Linked DNA regions of Homo sapiens: region 2 is linked to region 1. A link is an interaction called in ENCODE POLR2A ChIA-PET data of the cell type or tissue named here. Cell type or tissue: PC-9. All regions are shown on one strand. Links, peaks and the distances in the headings refer to the core of each region. The heading gives the core; the rest is flanking DNA.

Region 1 (5,385 bases), core at 195-5,194:
AGTAACGTGCTGCAGCATATCTTTTCCTATGGTGTAATACAAAAATATATATACATTTGGTCTTTGTACACTAGCACAGAGCTCCTAAAACACTTAGAATTTCCTGAGTGATAGAGTGTCTTTTGTTATTTATAATGAGTCCTTTTGGATAACCTGAGTTTATGCTAATGAGATGAGCCCCACTTATAGCCTCAGGAGGGGGCTGGTCACCAGAAAGACCAAGTGATTAGAGGGTGGGAACTTTCAGCTGTACCCACTGACAGCTGGGAAGGAGGAGGGGGAGCTAGAGATTGAGTTCTGTAAAAGCTCTTGAACAATGAGACTCCAAGAGCTTCTGGATTGGCAAACACACTGAGGACACGAGGGTGGTGCCTCCAGGGCATGGAAGCTTCATACCCCTCCCCACATAGCTTTCCCTATGCGTGCTTTCCATTTGTCTGTTCCCAAGTTGTATCCTTTATAATAAACTAGTAGGCAGGGTGCAGTGGTTCATGCCTGTAATCACAACATTTTGGGAGGCTGAGATGGGAGGATCTGTTGACCCCAGGAGTTCAAGACCAGCCTGGCCAACATGGTGAGACCCCCATCTCTACAAAAAATACAAAAAAAAAAAAAAATAGCCAGGTGTGGTGGCATGTGGCTGTAGTCCCAGCTACTTGGGAGGCTAAGCTGGAAGGATCACTTGTGCTCAGGAGGTTGAGGCTGCAGTGAGCCATGATTGCACCATTGCACTCCAGTCTGGGTAACATCACACAGCGGGACTAAAAAAACAAAACAAAACCAACTTCTGTCCTTTATAATAAACTTGTAGGCCAGGCACAGTGGCTCATGCCTATAATCCCAACATTTGGGAGGCTGAGGTGGGAGGATCGTTTGAGGCCAGGAGTTTGAGACCAGCCTGGGCAATATCCTGACACCCAATCTCTAAAAAAAAAAACACTCTTTAAATATAATAAACCAGTAAATGTAAGTAAAAGTGTTTTCCTTAGTTCTGTGAGCCATTTTAGAAAATTATCAAATATAATGAGGGTGTTGTAGGAACCCCTAATTTGTAGTCAGCCAGACAGAGATATGGGTGGCCTGGGTGTCTGAAGTGGGGGCAGTTTTGTGGGACTGAGCCATTTAACTTGTGGGGTCTAATGCTAATCTGGGTGATTAGTGTCAGAATTGAAATGAATTTGTCAACCAAAGAAGAATAATGAGATTGATAAATGTGGAAAGGAGAGCTTTATTTCTCACAAAGGTTTGCAGCCTCCAGGGTAGCCATTCTGAGAGGCTGGGGAGCATAGCATCGGTCCAGAAGCCAGAAACAGACACTTCGAAGGTAGAAGAGTGAGATAGGGATTTATGCTGAATGGTGTGGCCAAATATACATATTCAATAAGCTATAGAAGGAGTCATGAATATTTATGAACGTAGAACCATGTGCACGTGCAGTTGAGCTTCATGCCTTTATAAGAAACCGATGTTCAAAAATGGTGGTGTTAGCATGATCTGAAGGTTGAGTTTTTCAGTGCTCTGACATAAAAAAGTGAAGCAGAGGACATAAAAACCCTTACTACACATCCTCTGTAGACTGGCCGAAACCACTTCATGATTGGTGGTGGTTGTGCCAAAACCACAAAACAAGGGGTAGCAGCAGGCAATTGGTTGATTGTTCTGTTTAGCCCTTAGGGGAAAAAGCCTAATTGTGGTTAGGGAGGAGTATAACAAGATGTGTCCAACCTTCCACCCTGTCATGGCCTGGAACTGTTTTCAAGGTTTCTCTGGGGTCTCCTTGGCCAAGAGGGAGTTCCTTCAGTTGGCTGGGGAGTTTAGGATTTCATTTTTATTTCTTAAATTGTTGGACACCCAGTTGATATCAGAGAATCTGAAGAATTGGTTGGTATCAGAGAACACACTCTAAACTTCCCAACTCCACTTTCAGGAACATCACTGGTGTCTGGAAATCAGCCATGTCAGGAGCATTTACACCACAGAAATTGGCAGATGGCTTCCCTGCCCCCATCCTGGAGAGCCAGTTGTTACACACTGACACCCACACTGCCTTCGTAGGCCCAGCGGGGCTAGTGGCCTGGGCAGGTTTTCCCTTGCTCCTTCCCTTCTGCTCCCTCCAGGACAGAGCCTGGACAAATGAGAATCCAAGTGAGTCCTCACCCACCACCTTTCTTGTGCTGACCCAGGACCCAAAGCCCCACATTTAGCCCCTTCCTTCAGGTCTCCTGGAAAGTTGGACTATGGTGACTGTCTTCAAAGAGCCTACTGTCTAGGAGCACAGGGATACAGATATTAAACAGAAAGCCATCAGATCACTCTTCCATTAGCACTTGTGATTAGTGCTACAAAGAAATCACAGGAGGGAGTCAGAGACAATGCAGATCCATCTCAGAACATGGTTGCTATAAGCCCAGTGGGTGTTACTGAGTGGGACTCAGTTAACATTTGTTTTACAAATTTAAACAGAAATGATTTTTAAGTTGACATCTAAAGTTTGAGTAGTATATTACTTTCCTATTGCTGCTGTAGCACATTACTGATAGTGACAGGAGACAGACAAAATCCTAGGCAGACAGGTCCCTGGTGAAACTCAACCTTCAGGCCAAGGACTGTCTGAAGCCTGAAAACTGAGCTGCCAGTTCTGGGTAGAGTCCACAACCAGAGTGAAAGCTTCTATCTCCATCTTACCCATTCTCTCTTGATTGGTTCCTTCTTAATGATGCCTTTTAACCAAATGAATGGTTCATCTTCCAAGCCTACCCATGGACCAATCAGCATGCATTCTCCCATTCTAAGCTCATAAAACCCCCAGATTCAGCCTCACAGACAGCAACCTGATTTTGGGTACCCTCTCACTGCTGAGAGCTTTCTTTCTGTTGCTCAGTAAAACTCTACTCTGCCTTACTCACTCTCCAGTGTCCCCATACCTTATTCCTCTTGGTTGCAGGACAAGAACCCGGAACTTGCTGAACCACAGGAGCTAAAGGGCTGTAATGCTCTTGCTCACCTAGCTATGGGTGGCAGGAGTAAAAGAGCTGTAACATTCCCTCCCACTCACTGAGCTATGGAAGTGAAGAGGCCGCTGGATGCCACTCCTTTCTGCTCACTGAGCTACAGAAGTGAAGAGGCCACTGGGTGCCACTCCCTCCTGCTTGCTGAACTACAGGAGTGAAAAATCTGATGGCCTAAACAACACACATTTATTATCTTACAGCTGTGGAGATCAGAAGTGTGGAGTCCTGAGAAGGTAAGTAAGCAACCAGGAGGAAGGGGCCCTGGGTTGGGCAGGGGTCTAGGTGGGCAAGAACAAGAAACAATTGCTCTGAGAGATGGCTAATTACAATGACCTCTACCTCATTCCATGGGCACAATGACCTTGTCCCCAGGGCACAATGACCTCATTCTGCATGTAGCCCCCTCCAGCACAACCCTATAAAACTTCCTTCCAAGGCCCGCACAGTGGCTCATGCTTGTAATCCCAGCATTTTGGGTGGCTGAGGAGGGTGGATCACCTGAGGTCAGGAGTTCAAGACCGGGCTTACCAATATAGAGAAACCACATCTCTACTAAAAATACAAAAATTAGCCACGTATGGTGGCAGGCGCCTCTAATCCCAGCTTCTTGGGAGGCTGACACAGGAGAATTGCTTGAACCCAGGAGGTGGAGGTTTCAGTGAGCTGAGATAATGCCACTGCACTCCAGCCTGAGCAACAGAGTGAGACTCCATCTCAAAAAAAAAAAAAAAAACTTGCTTGCAGCCCTAGCCTCTTTGCGGGCAGCCCCTTCTCTGCTGTACTGCCCGTTGCAATCTTGCAAGTATTTTCATACCTTCTCTAATAAATCTGTCTTTATCTACAACAGTCCTGGTAAATTCCTTTACCTCCTGCACCACCAGCCCTAGATAGTTACTACCCAAAATAGGTCTAAAATGGATCAGCAGGGCTGTATTCCTTCTAGAGGCCCTAGGAGAGAATTTCTTTCCTTGCCTTTTTCAGCTTCTAAAAGCCTCTTGCATTTCATGGCTCATCTCCCTTACTCCATCTTCAATGCCAGCAGGGAAGCATCTTCAAATTCCTCTCTCTCCTCCTCCATCCATTCTCTCCCTCTCTCTTTATCACTATTTTTATCCTAGTCACATCTTCTCTAACTCTGATCATCCTTACTCCTCTTTCCCTTAGGACTTGTGGTGATTAATATTTATGTGTCAACTTAGCTGGGCCATTGGGCCCAGATATTTCATGAAACGTTATTCTGGCCAGGCATGGTGGCTCACGCCTGCGATCCCAGCACTTTGGGAGGCCAAAGTGAGCAAATCACTTGAGGCTAAGAGTTCAAAACCAGCCTGGCCAACATGGTGAAACCCTGTCTCTACTAAAAACACAAAAATTAGCTGGGCATGGTGGTGCACACCTGTACTCCCAGCCACTGGGGAGGCTGAGGCATGAGAATTGCTTGAACCTGGGAGGCAGAGGTTGCAGTGAGTGGAGATCACACTAACTGTTGCACTCCAGCCTGGTGACAGAGCAAGATTCTATCAAAAAAGAAAAAAAAGAAACATTATTTTGGATATTTCTTGTGAAAGTATTTTTTTTATTAGAATAACATTCAATCAGTGAACTCTGAGTAAAGGAAATTGTTTCCCATAATTCAGGTGAGCAGTTGAAGGCCTGAACATAAAAAAGACTGACCAACCTTCCTCTACCTAGAAGGAATTCTGCCGGCAGCCTGTTTCTGGACTCAAACTGCAGCTCTTCCCTGGGTCTCCAGCCTACCCTATCAGATTTTAGAAGCACAAAGTCTCCACAATCATGTAAGCAAATTTCTTTTCTTTTCTTTTCTTTAACAGTTTTCACTCTTGTTGCCCAGGCTGAAGTGCAATGGTGCGGTCTTGGCTCATAGCAGCCTCCACCTCCTGAGTTTGAGCAATTCTCCTACCTCAGCCTCCCAAGTAGCTGGGATTACAGGCACCTGCCACCACACCTGGCTAATTTTTGTATTTTTAGTAGAGACGGGGTTTCACCATGTTGGCCAGGCTGTTCATGAACTCCTGACATCAGGTGATCCACCCACCTTGGCCTCCCAAAGTGCTGGGATTACAAGGGTGAGCCATCACACCCAGCCTAACCAAATTTCTTAAAGTATATCTCCAAGTCTGTACATAGATACACATCCTCTTGTTTTTTATTCTCTGTAGAACCCTGACTAATATAGGGCCCTTGTGATTATAGTGAGCTCACCCAGATAATCCAGAACAATCTCCCTATCTCAAGACTCTTCTTTTGGGCTGGGAGTGGTGGCTCATGCCTGTAATCCTAGCAAGGCAGGGGCAAGAGGATCACTTGAGCTCAAGAGTTCAAGACCAGCCTGGGCAACATAATGAGACCCTGT
Region 2 (5,385 bases), core at 263-5,262, 160 kb before region 1:
CGTGGTCTCGATCTCCTGACCTCGTGATCCGCCCGCCTCGGCCTCCCAAAGTGCTGGGATTACAGGCGTGAGCCACCGCGCCCGGCCGGCTTTGTTTCTTTTAATAAATTAGAGAAAGGAAAAAGGTGGGGAGCGGAATGTGACAGTCACACTTAATCCACACCAGGCTGCCATATGTCACTTTTTGTCCTTTACTGGTTCATTGACTATTCATGAATTAATACCTGAAAAGTGTTATATTTATCTGTACAGGCACAAAGCTGTCAATTCAGTTCAAAGCATGCTTGCCTTTGTTTTCAACGAGAAAAAGGCTCTGTATATGGTACTACCCTATAATACAAGTATTTAAAAAATTGATATAGTGAGTTCCCATGTTGATACTAGCTGTGCCTTACTATTGTTTTTTAATGACTATTATATCAAAGGAAAAATGAAGCAGTCCCAGCTTTTAGAGCCTCTGGCCTCTAAGGATTTCCACTGAGGCCCCAAATCCTATTCCCTCCTATACTTTATAATCAATAGTCTTACTGTTTTCATTTCTTTTCTTCCTTTATCCATGCTTGTTTCTGGCAGTATCCTCTGCTATTAACTTACCTCATCAAAGCTACCTGAGTAGTGACCAATGCTTCCCCAGGATGCATTAAATCAGCTCTAGCTCAGAATCTGCCCTGAAGTTTCCTATTCCCTCCCACAGTAATTGCCATGAACGATTTCATGGTTCATTCATATTCCAACTTGTTTGCCAACATCTAGAGAAGACATTTTTTAAAAGGCATAAAAAGAGACACTCAGCTTTCATTACTATCAGACAAGAAAATAGGAAAAACAAGCTTGCCTAAGACATTTTAAAGTGCTTCCTCGATAGCTTCAAGCTTAAAACTACCATTACAAATCCACCATATTTGTCCTGAGAGAGAAAGATCAGAGGGAGAGAGTAAATATATATAAACATATACCTGCATCCTAAAAATTCTCTGAATAGCTTAAAGAATAAAAAAGGACTGTGAAATCTACACTCCCAAATTACTGGCATTTGAAAGTTTTATGATGATAAATAAAGCAAAAAAAGTAAATGGAATTAATTTTCCCTACATGTATTTGACAAAAATTGACATTAAAGTTCAAAACACATGATAAAAGTTATTCAATAGTTAGTGATTGAGGCAAAAGACCTAATCCAAAAAGAAAATAGTGTTTTATAAATAGTTCCAACATATCATGCATTCTTCCATGTTTTATTTCAACATATCTTTTGAGCATCCCAAAACCTAAAAAAAAAAAAAATTCTTTGTAATTCAAGAAGGTGGCTGAAACCTGTACTTCCATTAACAGGCAGTGATATGGTTTGGCTGTGTCCCCACCCAAATCTCATCTTGAATTCTATCTCCCAGAATTGCCATGTGTTGTGGGAGGGACCCAGAGGGAGGTAACTGAATCATGGGGGCCAGTCTTTGCTGTGCTATTCTCTTGATAGTGAATAAGTCTCACGAGCTCTGATGGGTTTATCAGGGGTTTCCGCTTTTGCTTCTTCCTCATTTTTCTCTTGCCATCACCATGTAAGAAGTGCCTTTCACCTCCCGCCATGATTCTGAGGTCTCCCCAGCCATGTGGAACTGTAAGTCCAATTAAACCTCTTTTTGTTCCAAGTTTTGGGTATGTCTTTATCAGCAGCATGAAAACAAACTAATACGGACAGGAGTATGAAGCAGAAGGAGCCTTGATATATCAGAGCTCCACTATGACATAAGACTAAGTCATCAAATTCCTAAAGTAATTAATGTATGCAATTAATGCTTATGCCTCAGAAAACAAAAGATTCAAATACAACTTGAATATTTTTATGATAAAAAAACTTTCATTGAAGAGATTTTTTCCATATTATTAATAGTATATAGTTGTTTTATAGTTAAGTATTATGTACCCTCAGAAGCCCCTGTTTGTTTCTTCTGTATTCCATAACTTTATCAAATGTATCACTATTTGCTCAGTCTTCCAGGATTAAAAACCTCTTTATCACACTTTCTTCATTAGTCAGGATCAGGTTCAGCTGCATGCAGCCACATAAGACAAGAACAAAAACAGACAAAAGCAATGGCTTATACAAGATAGAAAGTGAATGTATCCTCATAAAAAAAAAATAGTCCAGATATAGTCAGTCCAGTGTATAGTTTCATAACGTCAGGGGCTCTTTCCATCTTAATGACCTGTCATTCTCAAAATGCACCTTCCACTTCCAGGCCCAAAATGGCTGTTTGAGCTCCTGCCATCAAATGTACATAATAGCCAGTAGGAAAGAGGTAAAGCAGGGCTCAGTCCTTTCAATAATACTTTCTAGAATTTTCACAATGCTTCAACTTTCACTAATCTTAATATAGTGATATGGCTACATCTTGCTACAAAAAGAACTTAAAAATGTAATCTTTTTTTTCACAGAGCAACAATGTGCCCAGCTACAAATTACGATTCTATCACACAAAAAAGAAGAAAAGGGAAGCTGAGATTGGCTCACAGTCTGTGTTATTTCTCTCTAACCCCACGTATTTAAATCTTCTCAGTTCATCATAATTTAACTAAACCAACCCAATAAGAAGTTATATTCACACAACCATCACCTTTGCCTGGATAATAGCATCCTAACTGAGCTCCTTGACCCAGATAGAAATGAGTGATTCCATTTGAGCACAGAAACTCAGGAACAATACAAACTGCCTTAAGCATGGAAAGAGTCATGTGAGTGGGAAGCACCATGCCTTCTCCTTCAGGCTCATATAGGCTGTATTAGCAAAGGAGGAACTCTCCATTCAACCATGTAAATGTATTAAGGCAAGGCAGAGACTGACTGTAATCTGGTATGTGTGTGTTTGTGGAGAATCTTGCTGGCATTCAGTGGTCAGAAATGAGGGGTCTCACAGGGCAGGAAATCAGTCCCTGTGTCAAAAAAACACTTCTCAGCAGGCAGAATGTTTGGCTAGAATTTTTTTTTTAACTGTCAACCCAGAAGTCTACGCCCAGCCACAAATACCTTCAAAAAATGAAGGCAAAATAAATACTTTCCAGACAAACAAAAGCTCAGAGAATTCACTGAAAGCAGACTTGTACTATGAGAAATGTGGATAAATGTTAAAAGGCATATTTTCTCATTTTTAAGCTCTTTAAAAGTTAATGACTAAAGCAAACCTGGTAATGTATTATGGGGTTTATAACACATAGTAATAAAATATGTGACAAATAGCACAAGGGACAGGGGGTTAGAATGGAAGTATGTTGTTGTAAGGTTCTTGTATGAAATAGTGTATTACTTAAATGTAATGGCATATTACTTAAATGTAGACTATGATAAGCTTAGAGACATATAACCCTAGAGTAATCACTAAAAATAAAACAAAAGGCACAGCTTATAAACCAATAATGGAGATAAAATGAAATCACTAAAAATACTAATTCAAAAGGTTTTTAAAAACTGAAAAGAGAAACAAAGACAGATGGGACACATAGAAAACAAAGATGAAGATGGTAGACTTAAACCTGAACATATTGATAATTAAATGTAAATTGTCTGCAAGAATGGCCATAATCAAAAAATAAAATAATAATAATAGATGTTGGTGTGGATGCAGTGAAAAGGGAACACTTTTACACTGTTGGTGGGAATGTAAATTAGTACAACCACTATGAAAAACAGTGTGAAGATTCCTTAAAGAACTAAAAGCAACCTACCATTTGATCCACAATCCCACTACTAGGTATCTACCCAGAGGAAAAGAGGTCCTTATACAAAAAAGATACTTGCACAAACATAGTTTATATTATAACAGCACAATTTGCAATTGCAAAACTATGGAACCAGCCCAAATGCCGATCAACGAGTGGATAAAGAAAATGTGGTATATACATATATATGTATGTACAGACACACATATATATACACACACACACATATATACACACACACACATATATGTATATACACACATACATATATACACCATGGAATACTACTCAGCCATAAAAATGAATGAAATAATTGCATTCGCAGCAACCTGGATGGAACTGAAGACTATTATTCTAAGTGAAGTAACTCAGGAACGGAAAACCAAACATTGTATGTTCTCACTCATATGTGGGAGCTAAGTTATGAGGATGCAAAGGCACCTGTTCCCAAAAACCTATTGAAATAGAAAAATAAATTAAAAAAAAATAATGTAAATTGTCTAAACACTATGACTAAAAGGCAGAGATTGTCCTAATGAATAAAGGGGGAAAAAAGCAAGACTCATTGATACACTGCCTGTAAGAATTAGTTGGTCTAACACAGACTAATGTCTCTCAGATCTACAAACATATGGAATATCCTCTTCCCTATAACTGGAAAATTAATGGACAGTGCAAGAAGGAGGGCCCTACAAGAGAATCAAGAAATTCATCATCAGGCCAGGGATGGTGGCTCACACCTGTAATCTCAGCTCTTTGGGAAGCTAAGGCAGGAGACTCACTTGAGGCCAGGAGTTAAAGACCAGCCTGGGCAATATAGCGAGACCTCATCACTACAAAAAAAAAAAAAAAAAAAAAAACAAAAAGAAAAGAAAATTGGCCAGGCGCAGTAGTACATGCCTATATATAGTCCAGCTACTCTGGAGGCTGCAGTGGAAGGATTGCTCCCTGAGGCCAGGAGTTTGGGGCTGCAGTGAGCGATAATCATGCCACTGCATTCCAGCCTGGGTGACAAAGCAAGACCTTGACTCAAAAAAAGAAAGAAAGAAAAGAAAGAAAGAAAGAAAGAAAGAAAGAAAGAAAGAAAGAAAGAAAGAAAGAAAGAAAGAAAGAGAAAGAGAGAGAGGGAGGGAGGGAGGGAGGGAGGGAGGGAGGGAGGGAGGAAGGAAGGAAGGAAGGAAGGAAGGAAGGAAGGAAGAAAGAAAAAGAAAGAAAGAAAGAAAGAAAGAAAGAAAGAAAGAAAGAAAGAAAGAAAGAAAGAAATTATCATCAATATAACATTTTCCTGTCCAGAAGTAAACAAATGCAGAAAGTCAGAATCATGAATTCTACCCTTCTAGTAGCTCTAACATATAGTCTGCTGAGGAGACAAACTCTGGGTGAATTTAAGCCTCCCAGTCACATAAAAAATTACACTAGACCTCAGCAAGATGGCAGAATAAGAGGACACCTGCTCTATCCTCTGACAAGAATTCTGCATCCATCCACAGAAAAAAGTCTCTCTGTGAGAACCTCAGGATTCAGGTAGGCAGTTATGAAACCAAGGTAGAGCCCAAGACCTAGGAAGGCTATTCTGAAAGTGTAGGTCAGCACTCAGGTAGCAGACCTGCTGACTGTGCTCCCGGGTTCAAACTCAGAAACAGCCCCATTCCCAAAGGGTTTGGCTACAGCCGT

The links. ChIA-PET counts read pairs that join two places held together with the same protein. Peaks named below come from ENCODE experiments on the same cell type or tissue, not always from the same donor. Only the 100,000 strongest peaks of a DNase experiment are listed, where the experiment ranks them.
Region 2: POLR2A ChIA-PET joins it to region 1 with 6 read pairs; 5 of 35 experiments call an interaction of 5 or more read pairs at or near these places.

The regions. Positions count from the first base shown.
Region 1 is chr7:43,848,922-43,854,306 of GRCh38, forward strand. No RefSeq gene overlaps it. Among named protein-coding and RNA genes, the nearest start is that of MRPS24, 18 kb to the right of the region's middle. In PC-9, for the core only: no CTCF peak of the experiment used is centred there; no DNase peak of the experiment used is centred there.
Region 2 is chr7:43,686,507-43,691,891 of GRCh38, forward strand. The region is part of intron 1 of COA1 (cytochrome c oxidase assembly factor 1); the gene reads right to left. Among named protein-coding and RNA genes, the nearest start is that of COA1, 40 kb to the right of the region's middle. In PC-9, for the core only: no CTCF peak of the experiment used is centred there; no DNase peak of the experiment used is centred there; H3K27ac peaks cover 742 bases.